Linked DNA regions of Homo sapiens: region 1 is linked to region 2. The links are chromatin contacts, found by POLR2A ChIA-PET in ENCODE. All regions are on one chromosome and are shown on one strand. The core of a region is the stretch at or near the end of the contact, and the rest is flanking DNA. Distances in the headings are between cores, read along the strand shown.

Region 1 (5,105 bases), core at 726-3,225, 170 kb before region 2:
ACCCAGACTTCTTCCATCACAGAAGGGAGGCCTGCCTGTCCCAGAAGGGTGGGGGTGGTCGTGATTGTCATCTTTTCCACTCATCTATCAGCTTGGCAGGCGTGCCAGGGGAGAGGGGGCCAGTGGGGACCTAATGTTGCATTCCTGTCTCATGCTACTGCTGTTTCGAGAGGAAAAAACTCAGCACTTAGAAGGCTCCAGACAGGAGGAGGCAGGGAGTGGAGAGAGGATTCTTTACATTCCCCAGGCGGTCTGGGCTGGAGAATTCAGAGGAGAAAATGCCTTTGGGGCAGGTCAGGCCCTGCTTCAAAGTTGGCTGGGCTCTTGGGACCCCATCCCCAGCCTTGGTTGGCTGGGCTCTTGGTTGGCTGGGCGTTGTGACCCTGTCCCCAGCCTTGCCCCTCCCCCAAGCTGTCTGGCTGCTTCTCCTTTCTGGCTACCCCCTTCCTTCACCTGATGTCCAGCTGCCTATTAGGGCAGTAAGTAGGTTGGGCTGGGGATCGGTTCCTTGATTTCATGGGTATCAAAAGATCTTGGGGGGCTAATATAGATCATTCCCAGAGTAGGGAAGCCTTCCAGACGCCTCCTTGGGAAGATACATAAGCATTTATGAGCACAGGCCCTTCCTCTGTGCTGTGCCCATGATAGGGATGTGTGTGTACTCTGAATTCTTTCACCCTTGGGAGGCTGGTGTCCCTGTTCACGCTGTGGGTCAGGACACCGGGATGCAGGGGGTCAGGTGCCTGGCAGGTCGAGTGGGCGGAGAGCAATTGGAGCTCAGGTCTATCTGTGACTTTCGGGGCTTTGCTGCCCATGGTGGGACAGAAGGGCTGTTCCAGCAGGATGTTCCTGGACATAGAGGATTCATTGGCTCTGCTCAATGGTTCCTCCTCACTACCAGTCACGGGGCTTCTGAGAGGCAGGACACCATGGGGCTGCATCCACCCACCCGCAACTTGGTCTCTGTGCTTCTCACCGAGACCCCCATCTCTGCCCAGCAGTCCCCTCCCTCCCTCCTGCCCTTCCTCTGGGCTGTGCCTCACCCCTTCCTGAGACAACAGCAGACCCCTGTGTGCCCCTGCTCTTGGCCTTTCCCTGCTCTCCATGTGTGTGGGACGATGCGTCACTCGCTCAGCCCTGCCCTCAGCCCTGCACTGCCATCCCACAGGCTCTGTTCTCACCCACCTCAGGGACCATGTTCTCTTGGACCTCAGTGTTTTGCTCCGTCCCCTGACCCCTATCCACCTGAGAAGGCCCCACTTGCCCTCCAGACTCAGCACAAATCCTCTTTTAACAGTTGTCCCAATCAGGAATCTCACCACGTGCCGGGTCTGTGCTGAGCACCCTCCCTGCATTGCAGAGTGTAATCCTCACAGCAACCCACCTTACAGATGAGGAAACTATGGCATAAAGTGAAGATGTGAACCAGGCAGTCCTAAGCCCAGTGCTGGGCTCTTAAGCCCTATGCAGCTTCCAGAGTTACCCTCTTCCCTGTTACCGTTAGGAAGCACTGTGATAGAGGAAAAATGGGGATCATGCTGATGAATTCCTTGTTGGTGCGTCTTTGTCCCTGTGAGATGATGAGCCCAGAATGGCAGACACAATTATTTGTCCCTTAACCTTGACAACCCTGGGGACTGGTGCACCTCTGCACCCATTTCCTGTTGGGCCTCAGCTGAGTTCTCCCTGGCTGGTGTTTTTTGCCTTAGAGGCTGACGGGGTGGATGTTTGTTTGCTTACGTTCACGCCCCGTCTCTTTGGGCCCCTGGGTTTGTCCCTGTCAGCTGCCACTTCTACTAAATTTGTGATTCTAAAGGTTTTTAGTATCCTCCTGCTCATCTTCCTCCTCTTCCCTCTTTGGAGGGGAGGTGGGAAGAATAGATGTTAAGTGGTTGGTGAATGTATTAGGATTTGCTCCAGTAAATGATGATCTTTTCTGACAAGGCTTCTGTAGCCTTTGTCTCAACAATTTAGATCTGTCCGAGGCTGCCAAGCCAAACAGTTAGTTTTGGCAGCCTGCACTCGTCTTTTACTGAAATATTACACATTCCTCTTCAGTGAGTGGGACGTTAAAAATAGACACTGGGCTCGGTTGTGGTCCTTCTGTTTTTAGAACAGACATGGCCAACTGAGACCCAGTTCCCCGCATGGGGTGACTGACGCCCAGCCCTGGCCTGGCTGGAGGGAGTCCTCCCAGCAGAGCCTCCGTGGGCACTTGGGACATTGAGGCTGGGCTGTCAGTGTTGCCGTCAGGAGGGACGGCTTCCTTGTGGACTCTCCTATCTCCCCTGTCTCAAAGACTATAGAAGACCACTAAGTTGCATCCCCAAACCCCGGCTTTCTGTCTGTGGCCAGCGCCCATGAGTTGGCGTCCCATGGCCCATGGGTTCCTCCCCTTCATGAGCCTCATCCTCCCGCCAGCCCTGGCTCCCTGTTGCTCAGTGCCGTGGGAGAGGGCTGGCATGACCTCCTTTCTCAAGAGCCCAGCTCTTTTTCCACACCTGTAGAAAATGGACTTTTGTTCTAGGAAAGTCTAGGCTGTGCCCTGGACTGGAAGAGATGGGGAGTGGCCAACAGTGTGGAGTCACCGAAGCAAAAAGCAGTAAAACTTACTTTGAAATGGCAAAAGGGGCTCTGCCTTCCTATGGTCTGCATGTCGGTGTGTCTTTGAAAATGAGCTTGGAGCCACTTTTCGCTCTGTCCTGGTGCTGTGTGCACACATACCAGTACAGGTCCCCCCTGGGTAGAATGAGGTCCCTGGGCAGGATGGGCTGCAGTTCCTGAGAGATGGGCTTGATCTCCCCTGGGCCCCCACCTGGCCCTGCTAGAGTCTGTTTTTATTATAGTTCCTGGAGTTTTTAGAGCTGAGCAGAGTCGGATCTAGACAGGAAAAAAGATTCTTCCCCTACCCCAAAAGGTTTGTGTTTAGAAATTCTAGATGACAAACCCTTTTCCTTTGGGGAAAGCAGTGGGGAAGAGGCCTAGCACCCAGCAGGGTGATGGACAAGGGCAGGTTTTTTTTCGATATACAATATTTTGAAATATTGATAGGGTACATGTGATATTTTGTGAAATCAGAGACTGTATGTTCAAGTTAGGGTATTTGGGGTGTCCATCACTTCGAGTATTTTTAATTTCTATGTGTTGGGAACATTTTACATCCTCTCTTATAGCTATTGCAAAATACACAACACACTTAACTGGAGTCACCCCGCTCTGCTGTTGAACACTAGAGCAAACACTTACTCCTTCTATCTCATTAGCCAACCTCTCTTCATCCCCTTCCTACCCACACACCCTTCCCAGCCTGCAGTATCTATTTCTTCTACTCCCTGCCTTCATGAGATCATCAGGGCTGTTTTGTTAAAGGAGATTGTAGTTATACGTTATTTGCAAAATTATGAACAGCATACACATACATAGGGAAAAAGACTTAGAACTTTTTTCTTTGTTAAGTTCTTGTCTTCCCCATAGTCACCTCCAGACCCCCTAAACTAGGTAGCTGCTTCTGCCAGCAAAGCCCTCTTCTCTAGCCAGATGACACCCTCCTCTGAAGAGCTGTTGCCAGGTCTCCAGGTCTCCTGTTACCCAAGCAGGGCTGGGAGTGACCTCTGTCATTCTGTTTGAGGAGGTCACACCCAGCTAAGTGCTGCCCGGTTCCCTTCCGCAGCGCCCCTGAAGCAGCCCAGGAACCACTGTGACTGGCGTTTCCCCCCAGCATCCCTGGCTCTGCCCACTGCTGCCCTCCACGTACACAGGAAGTTCTGTCTCACCTTCTAGAGGCTTCTTAGCAGGGACACCCATGGTAGAAATTGCTGATCCTAAAAAAGCCTGGGGTTTGATGAAGTGCTCAGTTTTAAGTGCCTTCCTTACACTACAATTTCCAGATCAAAGTCAACTTTGTCCCCTGAGTTGGGCCCCACTTCTGAGCCATTTTTAGTGATTTGCCTATTTCAAGAAACTATCATCTCTATCCCACAGTCTTTCTGTATTCTGTTGTGGAATTTGGAAATATGCAGAGTATTCAGAATGCACCACTCAGAAACAGTCCTTTAAAATCAAATTAGATCACACACATACATAAAGAAATCCCACTGTGTCCATTGCTCCCGGCAGCTTCCATGGATGTCATACCTGGTGGCCACCTGTTGTTTTGCAATGCAGGGATGCCCAGCCATGGATTCAGGCTTAGAATCTCTCAATCCAGGTTGAAATCCCAGCTGCACAATCTCCTAATGGGCTAGTGACCCTAGGACAATTTAATTCATCACTCCGATTCTCCATTTTCTCATTTGTAGAATGAAAATAATAATAATTTAGAAACAACAGTCCTGATACATCAGGCACACTGAGTAATCTACATTGTCTTTAACCAGAGAACCAATGCTTTGATGGCTGTTTCTTTTTTTTCTTTTTTTTTTTTTTGAGACAGAGTCTCATTCTGTTGCCCAGGCTGGAGTGCAGTGGCGCGATCTCGGCTCACTGCAACCTCTGCCTCCTGAGTTCAAGCGATTCTCCTGCCTCAGCCTCCTGAGTGGCTGGGATTACAGGCATGCGTCGCCATGCCCGGCTGATTTTTTTTTTTTTTTTTTTTTTTTTTTGAGACGGAGTCTCGCTCTGTCGCCCAGGCTGGAGTGCAGTGGCGGGATTTCGGCTCACTGCAAGCTTCGCCTCCCGGGTTCACGCCATTCTCCTGCCTCAGCCTCCCAAGTAGCTGGGACTACAGGCGCCCGCCACCGCGCCCGGCTAATTTTTTGTATTTTTAGTAGAGACGGGGTTTCACCGTTTTAGCCGGGATGGTCTCGATCTCCTGACCTCGTGATCCGCCCGCCTCGGCCTCCCAAAGTGCTGGGATTACAGGCGTGAGCCACCGCGCCCGGCCGCCTGGCTGATTTTTATATTTTTAGTAGAGACGGGGTTTCACCACGTTGGTCAGACTGGTCTCAAACTTCTGACCTCGTGATCTGCCCGCTTCAGCCTTCCAAAGTGCTGGGATTACAGGCGTGAGCCACCGCGTCCAGCCCATGGGTTTTATTTCCTGTAACACTGAGCTTCAGGGCAGCCTAGGCGTGCGTTTTAAACTTGAATTCTTCATGGCCTCGTGA
Region 2 (5,290 bases), core at 2,344-4,843:
AAGTTAAAGAGCCAACGTTTGACATTAGCTCCAAAGCTGACACTCTTTCCATTAAAATACACTGCAAGAGGATGACTGGGATCCTTTCCTACTCCAAATTACAAAGATTTTACTCAAAGTGTGCTGTTTTCTCCCTGTTGTCTTTTTTATTTTTTAGAACACATCTCCTTTGCATACTCCTCACACTGCGATGACTGGTTTACCTGAGTGTCTGTTACTCACGCTGTCCCCAGAGAAAGGGCAGCACTGCAATCCGAGGTCCCAGCAAGGACCCGCCGGGCTGGTGCTCAGCACAGGACTGGACCAACGCCCTTGTGGATCAAGAATTTCTGGGTTTTTGTAGGGTATTAATAAGTCATCAGAGCATGTGGATATTTAATATATTTGATTATTTGAAAAGGGAAAAGGATATTCAAAAAAAGAATTTTAATACCTTTTTATGTTGATGACAATATCATTTTGTAAACTTCCAAATATTAAGTATTAAAATGCATATATTTTTATTTCTAATCATTTTCATAATCACCTTGAAATTAAAATGAACATCTTTTTCTTTTTTTAAATTTGGAGGCAGTTCAAAGATTCTGGTTTTGAGAAGGAAAAAAATGGACTTGCCAGAGTGGTGCTTTTCAACAAAATAAGTTTGTGATAATAGACACCCCTAAATGCAATGCTCGCAGGAGTAAAAATGAAACACAGACACAGAGCTGGAGACAATCTTGGGAAGTCAGACTACTGTGGTCCTCTGAATTAACCTCTCATGGTATTTACAAAAATCTTAGGGAGTTAGCCTAACATATCTTTAATTTTTATCAGTATTGATTATGGATGAGCTCCACAGCCAGCCCTTACCTCATTGACAAACACAGAGTATCGTGCCAAAATCTGCAGAGTGAGTCTCCACAGGCGATGCACCAGTAATGGCAAGAACATCTCATCTGACCAACACCTCCTAAGGCTGCTCCAAGTTCTATGAGAAGCCAAAAGGCAATACGGACTTTCAGCTAGAGAAAAAACAACAACAACACACATTTAAGGAATTTCAGGCAATTTTAGGCTATAGTCTAATGTGAGACTTCCGATGTACGATTCAAAGGTAAAGAAAATGGCCTTCTGAAGAAAACCATGTGGTCAGCAAAGCTGTTGGAGGCACAGGGATGACGAGTGGCCACAATCCAAGTTCCCTACCACATCCTTCATGCCACGCACAATTTTACATGACACTATCTCCCAGGTGTTTGGATAAACATCAAATACATATAGCATTCAGAAATAACGTTTAATAGGTACTTCATACCAAATCGACAAACATGGGCTGGAGTGGCAATCACTTGCAGAGGTTTAAACTTCAGTTTCAAATTTGTCCTATTTCACAAGAGTCTTCCTCTATCTCAACATACTTCTTATTTTTATAGAAGAAGTTAACTACATATGACCATTTTTGGCAAAGACAGATGAAAACTAACTCTGAGGCTAAAATTGATTCAAAATGACAGTAGACTTAGCTGTATAAAAGAGAGTGGAAATTTAAGTTGAGGAACCTAGATATCAGCACACAGTATTTCAGTGGTCACTAGGAATAAATATATGATACAAAAATTAATGAGGCTGAAAGGGTATGTCAACATGTACTGGTAAGTCCACATACCTACAACTGTTACCTGCCCAACATCCTAGGATGGGCGGCCAGGGCACAGGAGGCCCAGGATGCATGCTCCAGCTGTGAGTCATTCTCAGTGAGACGCAGGAGCACCTGACCCTCTACCATGCAGACCAGTCCTCAGCCTGGGAGGAAGGCAGATCACAGCCAATTTGCTAAAAAAAACCAGCTGTTCACATAAGCACACCAAGGGGCCATATCCCCTGGACAAGTTATATTCAGGAATGAAAATGAGGTCTGTTTCCTATATTCTTATTCATTTTTCATCTCTATAAAGCAAGAACTCTATACACCAAAACTATTTGGTTTATTTTTACCTTATTAAAAAAAGAAGTCAGGCTGGGTGTGGTGGCTCATGCCTGTAATCCCAGCACTCTGGAAGGCCAAGGGGGGGTGAATCACTTGAGGTCAGAGTTCGAGACCAGCCTGGCCAACATGGTGAAACCCTGTCTCTGCTAAAAATAAAAAAATTAACTAGGCGTGGTGGTGTACACCTGTAATCCCAGCTACTTTCGAGGCTAAGCCAGGAGAATAGCTTGAACCTGGGAGGCGGGGGCTGCAGTGAGCCAAGATCATGCCATTGCACTCCAGCCTGGGCAACACAGCGAGACTCCATCTCAAAAAAAAAGCAAAAAAAAGAAGTCAAACTAAGTGATTTTTAAGGTCCAACTTACTGTATGATTAAAAAAAAAAAACAGTAAAAGTACGCTCAGAATACTGCAATCCAGATGACTTGGTGAACTGAATGAACTCATTTAGGATACCATGCCACTTATCACTTTAAGGGAGTTACCTGGGGCATCTTCCAGGACATCTGTAAGTGCTGCTTCTAAGGATCCCGCTATTTCTCTAAATCTGAGATAAAAACAAGAAGAAGAATTAATGTTTATGACTCTGACAGATGCCTTTCCCTATCCATTCTCTGTTTTTCCTAAGTAACAGGAACTTCCTCTGTCACTCACTGGTAAGTCCAGCCTCGGAATGCCTATTCTCCCAGGCTTTTTTTTTTTTTTTTTTTTAACTGAACAAGAAATCGTGACTAAGCCACTGTTATATAAGGGTTCTCTGTTATTTGCAGCTGGTCTGAATCATAACTTACCCCATGTTTCTCAAATTAAACAAACTGCCAGTTAAGTCTCCATCAAGAAGTTGTTGCTGGTGAGCAGCACCTGATTATGATCCTCTATTCACTTCAAGGCCATAAAACTTTGGTTCCTCCAACCCATCTATCTTAACACCATCACAGGAAGGTAAACGTCCCCAAGCTAAGAAAGCTGCATTCTGTACCTGTGTTGGCAGCTTGAGAAAAATCACAGGAAGTGGCCAGTTAAAACTAGAACTCACTGCTTGGTGCTCTTCTAATCTGTGACCCTCTCCCACGTCCATGGTACTTGCCCTTCGGGTTCTACGGCTGTCTGTACCAGCGCTTCCTAGATGTGCGTTCTTTTTTCCCTGATGACAGCTGGCTCACCTGGCACCTCAGCTCATCCTGTCACAGACTTCTGTTCTAATAATGGATATGGACATGTTTTTATGACTTTGTGAAAGGCAAATGTGTTATATAGTTTTTTTAAGCTAGCTGCTTTTGCAGGCATTGTTTTCTAACTATATAACTCTTGCAATTTCATATATCTCTTTACTAGCATGCTCTTTTGTCACCTGCTAATTGCCTTACTAGTAATGAATTCTGATGCATGCTCAATATCAATTTATCCAACTGATATTAAATTATTTTTTATAGTACATAATGTGCTTTTACAAAGCGGTTCACAGACTGAGCTAAAGGCAACTGTCTGAAGAGTAAAAAGAACAGCTTGAGACAAAAAGCAGCAGCCCTACCCAACACAGCTGAGCACTGAAGACACTAAGGCTATCCTGTACCATTGTAGCTGGCTGGTTTCCAGTAGCTGTCCCGTCTGCCCCATGGAAGGAAAGGAACTCTAATTGCCCAGTGAAGCTTACAAAAGGCTAGTCTTTTCAAGCTGCAGTTGAGAGGTACAGAAGGAACAAGTGACAGATGGAAAAGTGGGATAAGAGAGCACTGGAAACTAGCCCAGGAACAGCAGTAAGAGGAGGCAGTGACACTGAGCACGGGAACAAGGGAGATGGGATTGCTCTGCACCTGGGAGAGCAAACCAGCACCTAGAGCTCAATCTCAGACCCCCAAGTCCTGCCTTTTTTCAAAATCTAAACAAAATATAGGAAGTTAGCCCTGATACAGAAAAGGCCTGATAGCTGGCACAGCACTGTTTATATCAGGGAAAAACTGGAAGCAACCTAAATGGCCAAAAGAAGGAATATGCTTATGGAACCTGAGATATATTCAATGGACTAGTATGCAGTATTAATGTGGAAGCTTGATGCTATTTTCCAATAAGGAAAAATAGGTATAATTTAGTACTATCCAAAGACATGGGACACAAAGTTTTATGTATATTTATGATAATTCTGAAAAGCATAGAAATGAAAAAGGACCAAAGAAATGCAGCAGAGCCTTGATCCCTGCACTTCACAGAGACGTTCTGCCTGTCTGTGAGCAGGGACAGTGATACATGATTACAACTGCCTGAGTCACTTGGCCTAGGTGTGCTCCCCAGCCAGGGGACCAGCCCCTCACACAGCTCTGCTGTGCAGTCACTTCCAGGAATGAAGCAACAGATCATATTTCTTCTTGGAAAATGGCCAAAAGTGAGAGGGAACCTCTGCTGAAATCTGAAAAGCCATGCTGTGGTTTTCATGTGCACATCGAATGTCATTCTACTCTCAACAGGATCCATGTAAGAAGGGCAACCCCAAATACAAACATTTCTAAATTCTTAAATATAGGCCTGGGGAAGGTCTCTAGACATATTCCTCCACGAACATCACAGGTCTACAATAATACTTAAATAAAAATAACAATGGCGATAATAATAGTGATGCCTATTGTTTTTTTTCTCTGAAGTATTGGAAACATCATTAAGTGCACCCGTCTCTTGTGGATACACATGTCTGAGAGGAGTGCAGGAACAGGAAAGGGCTACTTGCACCTTAATACTACTATGTAGATTCCACATCATAAGACTGTGTTCAGCATATACTATGTAATACAGTATATACATGTGAATGTACTATAAAGATTTCAATTTTAAAAAGAACAGCAAACTGAAATTTAGGCTTTAGCATTTAAAGAGCTAACACCTGCAGTTTCCAGGCAGCCACTGACTCATTATAATTTGGGGCTGTTTTGATCACATCTGCATTTAATTTCTTCCTATGAGATACTAAGTCCTCATCTACTTTCCAATATGCCTGTAGGTGCAAATGAAATGTAGACACAGTGGGGTCTCAGGAAGAGTGAGAGGATACAAAATGTGTTCACAAGAATTGTGGTGGTGGCTGGGGTGGGGAGGTGGCCTTTTTCCTGAAGGTGATTGGGATGTGGGTATATAGTCAGATCCAGGAGCAGAAAACTATTACTGAGAGTAATATTTCTTCTTAGGAAATGTCCAACCATCACACCCCACTGTCTTTAGGTTTACTTCAAATGACCTTGAAATGAATCTGATGACAATGCAACTCTGACCCTAATCATGTTTGCGGAACTTTTTGTCATCCTTCAGAGCAAACAACTCAACACCTGATAAAAAT

Evidence for each region. ChIA-PET counts read pairs that join two places held with the same protein, here RNA polymerase II (POLR2A).
Region 1: POLR2A ChIA-PET joins it to region 2 with 14 read pairs in HEK293. The contact joins two enhancer-like sites. POLR2A ChIA-PET finds 5 or more read pairs at or near these places in 2 of 52 experiments (HEK293 and Panc1).

Annotation. Positions count from the first base shown.
Region 1 is chr1:230,846,599-230,851,703 of GRCh38, reverse strand. The region is part of intron 2 of C1orf198 (chromosome 1 open reading frame 198); the gene reads left to right. Among named protein-coding and RNA genes, the nearest start is that of C1orf198, 19 kb to the left of the region's middle. RefSeq lists an enhancer at 1-2,927. Within about 2 kb of position 1,975, at least 23 of the 41 ENCODE cell types and tissues checked have a DNase peak (open chromatin) inside an H3K27ac peak, as active enhancers do.
Region 2 is chr1:230,680,799-230,686,088 of GRCh38, reverse strand. COG2 (component of oligomeric golgi complex 2) reads right to left here. Exons shown (of 18, transcript NM_007357.3): 11 at 2,454-2,515; 12 at 853-1,004. Among named protein-coding and RNA genes, the nearest start is that of AGT, 31 kb to the left of the region's middle. Within about 2 kb of position 3,593, at least 11 of the 41 ENCODE cell types and tissues checked have a DNase peak (open chromatin) inside an H3K27ac peak, as active enhancers do.